Linked DNA regions of Homo sapiens: region 1 is linked to region 2. A link is a loop called in an ENCODE intact Hi-C map of the cell type or tissue named here. Cell type or tissue: heart right ventricle. All regions are shown on one strand. Links, peaks and the distances in the headings refer to the core of each region. The heading gives the core; the rest is flanking DNA. Region 1 overlaps LOC105375535 (a long non-coding RNA gene). Region 2 overlaps DENND2A (DENN domain containing 2A).

Region 1 (5,372 bases), core at 276-5,275, 52 kb before region 2:
CAGTGCAGTGCTGTACAGTCATTTGGAGATCTGAAGGCTGACCTTGGGCCTGGGGTGGATTTTAGTACAAAGAGGGTGATCTGGCAATGAGGACACGGATGTAATGCCTAGCTCATAACCTGGTGTGATTAAAATATTTTCTTCTCAGCCGGGCGCAGTGGTTCACACCTGTAATCCCAACACTTTGGGAGCCCGAGGCGGGTGGATCACGAGGTCAGGAAATCGAGACCATCCTGGCTAACATGGCGAAACCCCGTCTCTACTAAAAATACAAAAATTAGTTGGGCATGGTGGCGCATGCTTGTAGTCCCAGCTACTCGGGAGGCTGAGGCAGGAGAATCGCTTGAACCTGGGAGGCGGAGGTTGCAGTGAGCCAAGATCACACCACTGCACTCCAGCGTGGGCAACAGAGACTACATCTCAGGATGTAGTGGCTCATGCCTGTAATCCCGGCACTTTGGGAGGCTGAGGCAGGCAGATCACCTGAGGTCGGGAGTTCCAGATGAGCCTGACCACATGGAGAAACCTCGTCTCTACTAAAAATACAAAATTAGCCAGATGTGGTGGCGCATGCCTGTAATCCCAGCTACTCGGAAGGGTGAAGCAGGATACGCTCTTGAACCCAGGAGGCGGAGGTTGCAGTGAGCTGAGATCACGCCATTGCACTCCAGCCTGGGCATGCCAAGAGTGAAACTCCGTCTCAAAAAAAAAAAAAAAAAAAAAAAAATATATATATATATATATATATATATATACATACACATATTCTTCTTTTGGCTGGGCGCGGTGGCTGACACCTGTAATCCCAGCACTTTGGTAGGCCAAGGCAGGCAGATCACCTGAGGTCAGGAGATCAAGACCAGCCTGGCCAACATGGTGAAACCTCGTCTCTACTAAAAATACAAAAATTAGCTGGGCGCAGTGGTAGGCACCTGTAATCCCAGCTACTAGGGAGGCTGAGGCAGGAGAATTGCTTGAACCTGGAAGGCAGAGGTTGCAGTGAGCCGAGATCACGCCATTGCACTCCAGCCTGGGTGACAGAGTGAGACTTTGTCTCAAAAAAATAATAATAAAATAAAATATATTTTTTCTTCTTCTTGTTTTTGTTTGTTTTTTGAGACAGGTAAGACAGGGTCCTGTTCTGTTGCCCCGGCTAGAGTGCAGTGGTGAGATCACGGCTCACTGTAGCCTCAACCTCCCTGGTGTGTGCCACCACACCCAGCTAATTTTTTATTTTTTGTAGAAATGGGGGTCTCACTATGTTACCCATGCTGGTCTTGAACCCCCAGCCTCAAGTGATCATGCTGCCTTGGCCTCCTAAAGTGCTGGGATTACAGGCATGAGCCACTGTGTCCAGCATGATTAAAATCTTTAATGAGGGCTGGGCGCAGTGGCTCATACCTGTAATCCCAGCACTTTGGGAGGCTGAGGCAGGCAGATCATGAGGTCAGATCAAGACCATCCTGGCCAACATGGTGAAACCCTGTCTCTACTAAAAATACAAAAATTAGCCAGGCATGGTGGTGCGTGCCTGTAATCCCAGCTACTCAGGAGGCTGAGGCAGGAGAATCCCTTGAACCAGGGAGTCGGAGGTTGTAGTGAGCCGAGATCACGCCACTGCACTCCAGCCCGGTGAGAGAGTGAGACTCTGTTTCAGAAAAAAAAAAAAAAAAAAAAAAAAAATCTTTAATGAAGCGTATTACCTCACTCCTTCTCCTGACTCTGAAGAGATTGCCTCGTTGGGCCAGAAAGTAGGCAGGGAAGTCTCTCAGAAGCAAGAGGTAGGTGCCTTTCATCCTGTGCACAGAAGTCCACACAGAAGAGTTGGATTCACTGGCCTGACTGTCCTGTATTCTGAAATCACAGTGACCACAAAGAGCTACAACAGCTTAAACACAGAAAGCCATGCCTCTAAAAAGTATCCAAATCACCACATTCTTGTTCCTTTTTTTTACTGTTCAAATACATCGTCCAAAAGGAACAGAAAGAATGTAAGTGTAGAGGGTACTTGGTGTGGCAGGCTTCATATTTGAGACTTTGCCTAGTGATGAATGACCTGGAAAGTTCACACCTTTATTCTTTGCTTTTTGTCATAAACACGCCAGTCTTTATGAAGTTACAGACACTTTAATTCTTTGTGTGAAAAAAAGACAGTCCAAAATAAATTAGGGTCATGAAATCAAACAGAAATGATTCTTATCTCAAAATGATATGTTGAGATGCTGTCTGCCAATGCAGAGATTCTCCCGGATTCCCCGTGGTAAGCCAGCAAAGGTCAGCCATCCATGGTAATAAACAAAGACCATCTGCCCCACAGCACCCCTAGTGGGCCTCAACAGCTGCCCATCTTATAGTCCCAGCCAAAGCGGTAGGTGTGAGAGCGTCCCCGGAAGACAGAGGGCACAGAGGCATCTCTGCCAAAGACCAGCCCTTCGCAGCCAGGGAGGATGAAAGAGCCTTAGGGCTTCAGTCTGGGCTCTGCACACTCCTGGGTGGCCTCTGCTCCCCCTCTACCCCTCCCACTCCTATCCCACACCTCCTGGATTGCATCTGATTGGGACCAATAACAAACCAAGCCTGGTTTTGAGGTTTGGGTGGGATGCTTGGCTTGGTTTTGTTTCCTCAGAGAGAGGCAGCCAGGAGGGCCTGCAAGGAACTGGCACCCAGCTGTGTCTAGGTGGGAGAATGGGCTGAGGATGGAGTTAGAGATGGAATGAGAGAGGCAGGGGGGAGGTGGCCTTCTGTGGAGGAAAGGCATCAGGTGCCAGCAAGAGACTAGAAGGGGAGCCCTGACATCTGTAAGCCCTGACTTAGAGCCTCTCTAAGATGGCTCGGTGGGCTCTGAGCCTGCAGGGCTTTGGTCTATGGATGGGAGGGATGTAGGGGAGGCTTGGCCAAGGCTGTGTCAGGGTGAGGCTGTAGACTTTTCCCTGCCCTTAAGAGAAGTTCCTTCCTTGCTCTACCTCATCCAAACTTGTCTAAGCACAGACATGTGATTCTTCTCCCCACACCAGCTCTCCAGATGATCAATCAATCAATAAACCTCTTGTCCATCAATCATCTACTGTGTGTATAGCTTTTTTCTTTTCTTTTTAAATATAATTTAATGATTATGGTTTTTATTTTTTTTTTTTTTGAGACAAGGTCTTGCTCTGTCACACAGGCCAGAGTGCAGTGGCACAATCTCTGCTCACTGCAACCTCTGCCTCCCATGTTCAAGTGATTCGCGTGCCTCAGCCTCCTGAGTAGCTGAGATTATAGGCGTGCGCCACCACGCCTGGCTAATTTTTTGGTATTTTCAGTAGAGACAGGGTTTCACCATGTTGCCAGGCTGGTCTCGAACTTCTGGGCTCAAGTGATTCACCTGCCTCAGTCTCCCAAAGTGCTGAGATTGAGATTACAAGCATGAACCACTGAACCCAGGCTAATTATTTCCAGTTTTTTTCCTACAGATGGATTCTGACTATGTTGCCCAGGCTAGAGTGCAGTGGCTATTCACAGGTACGATCCCACTACAGATTAGCACAGGAGTTTTGACCTGTTCCATTTCTGACCTGGGCTGATTAACCCCTCTTTAGGCAACCTGGTGGTCCCTTGCTCCCAGGAGGTCACCATATTGATGCTGAACTTAGTGCAGACACTGGATTGGCAAAGTGCACCACAACCCAGGACTCCCAAGCTCAAGTGATCCTCCTGCCCCAGCCTCCCATGTGTATACCTTTCACCTATGCACCTATGCAGTGAGCCAAGATCACATCATTGCACTCCAGCCTGGGCAACAAGAGCAAGGCTCCGTCTCAAAAGAAAAAAAGAAGAAACCACGGGAAATGGGAAGTACCGAGGGATATGACAAGGCTAGCCCCACCCATCAAGGCAGGGGACAGAGCCTGAGAAAGAGCCTTCGGACACTCTCTCAAATGTTTTCATTTCCACTGAGATTCCTTTTGGATGTAAATGTTGACAGAGCATCATTTTTGTCCCAGGCACTTTGACCAGTCATGGCATTAGGTCCGCCCTGCAACTCTGAACAACGAAGCATCATTCCTGCCATTTCATGGATGGGAAAACCAAGCCCCAACGGGTTATGTGCTTTATCTGAGGTCCCACAGACCCAGACCTGTCTGGCTCAACCCATGTTCTTTTTGTTACCCCATGAAGCCTGTGAGCATCGGCTCTGCCCAGGGCCAGCTCCTCTGGAGGGAGAGTTCTGGATCAAGAACCAATCCATGTCCTCACTGTGGCTCCCCCCTCTGGAAGGAACAGGCAGTGCAGTTCCTTGGGGCATCCCTGACTCAAACCATCCCCTTGAGATCTGGCTCCCCTGCTTGGGTCACTGGGATCCATTCCTTCTTGGCCTCTTGGCTGGCAGGATCTTTCTTCTGTCTCATCACCACCTGCCTGCCCTCCCAGGTTCAAGTGATTCTCCTGCCTCAGCCTCCCGACTAGCTGGGATTACAGGCACCTGCCACCATGCCTGGCTAATTTTTGTATTGTTAGTAGAGACAGGGTTTCACCACGTTGGCCAGGCTGGTCTCGAACTCATGACCTCAGGTGATCCGCCCGCCTCGGCCTTCCAGTGTGCTGGGATCACAGCCATAAGCCACCGCGTCCGGCCTGGTTTCTTTATTTTAATTTTTATTGGAAGGCAGTCAGAGCCTGGAAGAGAGAGTCTGTTCCATCCAGTGTCGGAGCAAGAGACAGAGCCGCAGGCCCATTGAATGCATTACTCCCTTGGCTTATGGCTGAGATAAAGCCAGCTCTGTTGCCTGTGCGTGCTGGTAGACGATCCTGGACCTAAAAGGGGTGGGGAGGAAGGGGGAGTTGAGCGCTGATGTAGGAGAAGAAAAACTGCCTGCCTCCCATTCTTCAACCTTGACACTCTGTGTTCATGGGGAAAAAAAAAAAGGAGATTAGGAAAATAATAACCAACAGGAGAGTACCCGTGAGTCCTCCCATGGGCCAGGCACCATACCAAACCCTCAAAACAGCGCTCTTAGGAGGCCGCAGCCATTGCCATTTCCACCCTACAGATGAAGGGTTTAAAAAGCTGGGATTTCAAGGCTGAGCAACCTGCTGCAGAGCTGAATGTGCCCCTCCAATCAAGGCCTGCGCTCCTCAGCAGGACGCTGGAGGAAAAGGAGGGAGAGGAAGGAAGAAATGTACTGCAGTGTTCCAGGGCTGCTCTGTGTGGAAGAAACAGGGTTACTATTCAGGAGGCTGAGGTGGGGAGTTCAAGGCCAGCCTAGGCAACATAGCAAGACCTTGTCTCAATATAAATTAATTGAAATAAATGTTAAAATAAAATAAAAAAGACTGGGCACGGTGGCTCATGCTTGTAATCCCAGCACTTTGGGAGGCCAAGGTGAGGGGAT
Region 2 (5,372 bases), core at 224-5,223:
CCTCCAAGGAGGTCCCACACCCCCAGGGACAGGTTGATTCTGGGAAACTGGAATCCTTCATCTGTGTCATCACTGGGCAGGCGAGTCAACCTGGGGAACAGTTATTCCCATTATCTTTTCTCTCTTAACTATCATCTGCGCTTTTCAGTCTTCCAGTGTTTTCTTTATAAACAGCTAAAGTTACTTATTTCAGTCCAAAGATGAAATTTTTCTTGGCCAGTTTGAATATGGTTTCATCAGCTGTGTTTTAACAATTTTGACTTTGGGTTTTTCATTTTGTTTAAAATAGTACAATGGAGGTGATTAGGGCAAGATATTCACTTTCTACTCTTAAAAAAATAAAGTATGCTCTTTATTGTGGTCCTATCTCTTAAAAACAAAAAGGACTGTACCACGAATTTGGCAGACGCACCACCCTCTTTGAGGGAGGAAAGCCAAACCAAGGTTGAAGAAAGAAATGATTAAGGATTTAGAGGTTATGAGGGTTTCAAATTTCATGGCCAGGCTGTGTGTGCCTTAGAGAATGTATTCAGCTTATTTTCATAGGCCAATTATTTCACCTCCTTAAGAGCAAAACCAGCGGATTCAGATCCTCGGTTTAAGAAAGCGTATTTTTCTTTTTCTCTTCCTGTTTCTCTCTCTTCTTTTTTCTTTTCTCCTCTTCTCTTTCCTTCCTTTTCCCTCCTTTTCTCTCTCCCTCTCTATTTGCTGTCTTCTCTTTTCTTTCTTCATTTCTTTAAAGCCCCAGGAAATTAAATGCAAGGACTTAGGCCTTCAATCCTAAAATGGAAAATGAGAAACCCTCAAATGTCAGGAAATTCCAAAGATAAGGTTCCTACAACAACATTAACTTGGTTATATGTGTTTTATGGCATACACTTAATAGCTCTGGCAAGAATGCCTTAAGGCCGACATTTAACAAGAAAAGTTACTACTCTTTAAGTGTGAGCACCATCCTGAATTCACATGTATCTACATACTCAAAATGTCTTAACTGGAATTCAGATTTTTAAATTTTAGTTTAACCTGGTCATGTGACAGCTTGTAGATCTTTATGAAACCAAATAACTGCAATGACCAAAATTTCAACTTTTCAGCTGATTATTTTGGCATCATATAGATTTGGCCTTTCCTTGGAGCTTTAGTGTAAGACTTTCAGAACTTCTTGAGGACGTGAAACCTCAGTCATTATATGGCTGCCAGATCACACTGTGCTGTTATTGATTCCATAATTTCCATCTTCTATGGGACTGATACGGATCCCCACAGCTCTCTGGCTGGGCAGCAACCCTCGGCTCTCACAGGTTTAACAGTTAAAATTAACTTACCAGCCAAGCTGTGGTCCATCTCAGTCAGCAAGGCATCCCTGAGACAACTCGGAATTACCACGTCTAAAAACTGAATGTTTCAAGTCTTCAAAGGAGCGCATTGTTTGATTAAGTTGATGTTTAGAGCAAAAGCTACTCTGGAAGCTTCTGAGAAACTTGATTTAGTAAAGCCATTTATTTCAATAGAAGCTGCATTGGAAAACAGAGAGACGGTGCTTGCTCTTCCAAGGTTGCTGTTGTCCATTACAAGAGTGATTTTCATGTCATTTCTCATTGAAAGGTGGAAATCGTTGGATATTAGCCACAATGAGGGACAGAAATAGTTTTTCCTTCTGACATTTAGGGTTTAGATCCAGGATAGAGAAAAGCAGAAACCCTGTGAGTGATCCTAGTACACGGTGGAGGAGTTACCCGATAACAGAATGCAAGCTGAGAGCTAACGGAAGTCTCCTCCTGCCTAGCCGCCTGCCCTGAGCACCTGGTGGTAGGAAAGCCCTTCCTGAGTATGGCGAGCCATGGGGAAGAGCTGCCGTGGCCACTCAGGAGAGACAGGCAGAAAGACTCTGGCAGCTGGAGGAGGAGGATGGAAGTCAGCGCGTGGCATCCTTGATTTCTAACCCAGCTGGATGATGTTTTAAATGGTCGCTAGGTGCCAGGCTAGCCAAGCTTTTTTTTTTTTTAAACAGGGTCTTGCTCTGTCTCCCAGGCCGGAGTGCAGTGGTGCAATCTCAACTCACTGCAACCTCCGCCTCCTGGGCCAAGTGATTCTCCTGCCTCCGCCTCCGGAGTAGTTGCGACCACAGGCACATGCCACCACACCCAGCTAATTTTTGTATTTTTTGTAGAGGCAGGGTTTTGCTATGTTGCCCAGGCTGGTCTTGAACTCCTGGACTCAAGCCATCTGCCTGCCTCAGCCTACCAAAGTGCTAGGATTATAGGCGTGAGCCACCACACCTGGCCTGTAGCCAAGCTTTTTTAATCCATAGAGGAAAATAATCCTGGGGGAAATGGATTCAAAACAATTTACTAAAAATTAACTCAATAATACAGCTGCTTTTTTTTTTTAAATCTTGAAGTAGGGATAAATTATAAACAGTAAATGTAGCACTTAAAACCAGCTTTTAAAATATTCATTCACGGGGCCAGGCATGGTGGCTCATGCCTGTAATCCCAGGACTTTGGGAGGCCGAGGTGGGCAGATCACTTGAGGTCAGGAGTTTGAGACCAGCCTGGCTAACATGGGGAAACTCTGTCTCTACTAAAAACACAAAAATTAGCCAGGCATGGTGGCACACACCTGCAATTCCAGCTCCTCGGGAGGCTGAGGCAGGAGAATCACATGAATCCAGGAAGTGGAGGTTGCAATGAGCCGAAATCCTGCCACTGCATTCTAGCCTGGGCACAGAGCAAGACTCCATCTCAAAAAACAAAATGGTCCAGCAAGGTGGCTCACGCCTGTAATCCCAGCACTTTGGGAGGCTGAGGCAGGCGGATGACAAGGTCAAGAGATCGAGACCTTCCTGGCCAACATGGTGCAACCCCATCTCTACTAAAAATACAAAATTTAGCTGGGCATGGTGGCACGCACTTGTAGTCCCAGCTACTTGAGAGGCTGAGGCAGGAGAATCGCTTGAACCGGAAGGCAGAGGTTGCAGTGAGCTGAGATGCGCCATTGCACTCCAGCCTGGCGACAGAGCGAAAATAAATAAATAATAAAATAAAATACTCATTCACTTATTCAACCAACAAATATTTACCACGCACCTATCGAGTGTTAGACATAGGAATGTAATAATGAGCGAGATAGACGGAGACTCTGTCCTCACGGGATTTGCAGACCAGTAATAGTTGGAAGGACACAGCTGGTGTCGTGATCATAACTCCTGTCAGTGCTGTGAGGAATCCTGGTGCCATGGGAACATTCAGCAGGGATGTGTAGCCTATCAGGGAAACAGATGGGATCAAGAGGAAGTGACGCTCGGGCCAGCGGGAGGGTGGGGAGTGGACGTTCAGTTTGAGTGAACTAATAGGTGAAAGCCCTGAGACAGGAAAGACTGCATCATGTCAGAGGAACTGCAAGGCAGGAGTGTGGCCTGAGGGCCAGGAAGGGTCTGGGGTGAGGCCTGAAGGTCTTCTGGACCTATACACAAGGTGTGGATTTGGGCCTATTACCTAAGGGCAATGGAAAAAAGGAACATTTTTAAGAAGGGGAGAGAGATAATCAGATTTGCATGTTTAAGGCCGGGCACGGTGGCTCACGCTTGTAATCCCAACATTTTGGGAGTCTGAAGGGGGTGGATCACCTGTGGCCAGGAGTTCGAGACCAGCCTGGCCTACATGGTGAAACCTCGTTTCGGGTAAATATACAAAAAATTAGTCAGGCATGGATGGTGGGTGCCTGTAATCCCAGCTACTTGGGAGGCTGAGGCAGGAGAATCGCCTGAATCCAGGAGGCAGAGGTTGCAGTAAGCCTAGATCACAGCATTTAACCCCAGCCTGGGCAACAAGAGTGAAACTCCATCTCAGAAAAAAGAAAAAAAAAAAAAAGATTTGCTTGTTTAAGAGACCATCCTGTCAGCAGCCTGGAGACTGGGTGGGCACCAATGGGCAGGTGCGGTGAGGCGATGGGGAGAAACAGTGAGGTCTTGTGGTTACCCTGTGGTGTAGCTGCCTCGGGGACTGAGAGAAGTGGGTGGGTTCAAGAGATGCTTTGGAGGTAAAACTTGGGTTAACTAGTTAGACGTAGGCAGTAAGTGGGAGGGAGGCTAGGAGTCTGATTTCCAGGTTTCAGACCTAAACCTTTGGATGGCAACACTGGGCAAGGAGTTGGTTCTCATCAGAGAGGCAATAGGATTACGAGTTCAGCTTTGAGATTCTTCCGCATTGTCCAAATGGGAGGAGCTCTAAGTTAGCATTTCATTTACAAAAATATGGAGAAGTCATGAAGAACATTCAAAATACGACTCAGAATCACAGTGTTTGGCATTGGTTGTTGAAATTTGGCTATTACATAGGTTATAACGCCCTTCAGCAAAGTTCTTTGGAACAACCAGCTCATTCTAGCATCTCTGAAACTCAGAAGCACCAAATATCAAACGATCATTTGAGGACCTGGGAAGTAAAGTGAGGCTGAGTGGAGGTTACACCTCTTCCCCAGGCTGTGGGCTCCCCAAAGGCAGGGACCTCTCGCCTTTGTATCACCCACTTTGAGCACAATGTGACTCGCATGTTTACTTATTAAACTTGCAGGCGGGATGTGGAATGAATGTTGAAAATGTTTAAATTAGAGAGAAGCCTGTTTGGATGTGGTTATCGTTCATTAACCTTTCACAGTTTCCTTTCTCTCAAAGTTAATGTGTAAATGAAGGTACTAAAACTTTCAAGTTAAAAAAAATATTTGTAGAGAACAGAATTAGGTTAGCAGTTGAAGGATTGGTGTGATCACATTTCTCCTCTTCAGGGAGCCTAATCACCTACCTAAACCTCAGAAGGGGAGGACTGATGTCCCTGACATTTATGTAGGCTGTAGAAATAATGCTAGGTGGTCCGGGCATGGTGGCTCACACCTGTAATCCCAGCACTTTGGGGGGCTGAGGTGGGTGGGTCGCTTGAGCCCAGGAGTTCAAGACCAGCCTGGCCAACATGGTGAAACCCCCCTATCTCTACAAAAAATACAAAAATTAGCCAGGCATGGTGGCAGGTGCCTGTAATCCCAGCTACACAGGAGGCTGAGGCAGGAGAATTGCTTGAACCCTGGAGGCGGAGGTTGCAGTGAGCTGAGATCGCCCCACTGCCTTCCGGCCTGGGCGACAGAGCCAGACTCTGTCTCAAAAAAAGAAAAAAAAAAAGGGCAGGGCACGGATCACCTGAGGTCAGGAGTTCAAGACCAGCTTGCCCAACATGGCAAAACCCTGTCTCTACTAAAAACGAAAAATTAGCTGGGCGTGGTGGCTCTCACCTGTAATCCCAGCACTTTGGGAGGCTGAGGTGGGCAGATCACAACGTCAGGAGATCAAAACCATCCTGGCTAACACGGTGAAACCC

What was found. A loop is a pair of places that touch in the nucleus more often than their neighbours do. Peaks named below come from ENCODE experiments on the same cell type or tissue, not always from the same donor. Only the 100,000 strongest peaks of a DNase experiment are listed, where the experiment ranks them.
Region 1: it touches region 2 in a loop (2.3-fold over the local background); 24 of 110 quality-filtered maps call a loop at or near these places.

What each region holds. Positions count from the first base shown.
Region 1 is chr7:140,644,203-140,649,574 of GRCh38, reverse strand. LOC105375535 (a long non-coding RNA gene) reads right to left here. Exons shown (of 6, transcript XR_928047.3): 2 at 1,704-1,854. It also overlaps the pseudogene RN7SL771P. Among named protein-coding and RNA genes, the nearest start is that of DENND2A, 6.1 kb to the right of the region's middle. RefSeq lists a silencer at 2,267-2,442. In heart right ventricle, for the core only: CTCF peaks have their summits at 2,329 and 4,244 (motif pointing left); no DNase peak of the experiment used is centred there; H3K27ac peaks cover 447 bases.
Region 2 is chr7:140,592,403-140,597,774 of GRCh38, reverse strand. All of the region lies in intron 3 of DENND2A (DENN domain containing 2A), which reads left to right. Among named protein-coding and RNA genes, the nearest start is that of DENND2A, 46 kb to the left of the region's middle. RefSeq lists enhancers at 3,152-3,446, 3,384-3,884. In heart right ventricle, for the core only: no CTCF peak of the experiment used is centred there; a DNase peak (open chromatin) is centred at 3,291; H3K27ac peaks cover 3,230 bases.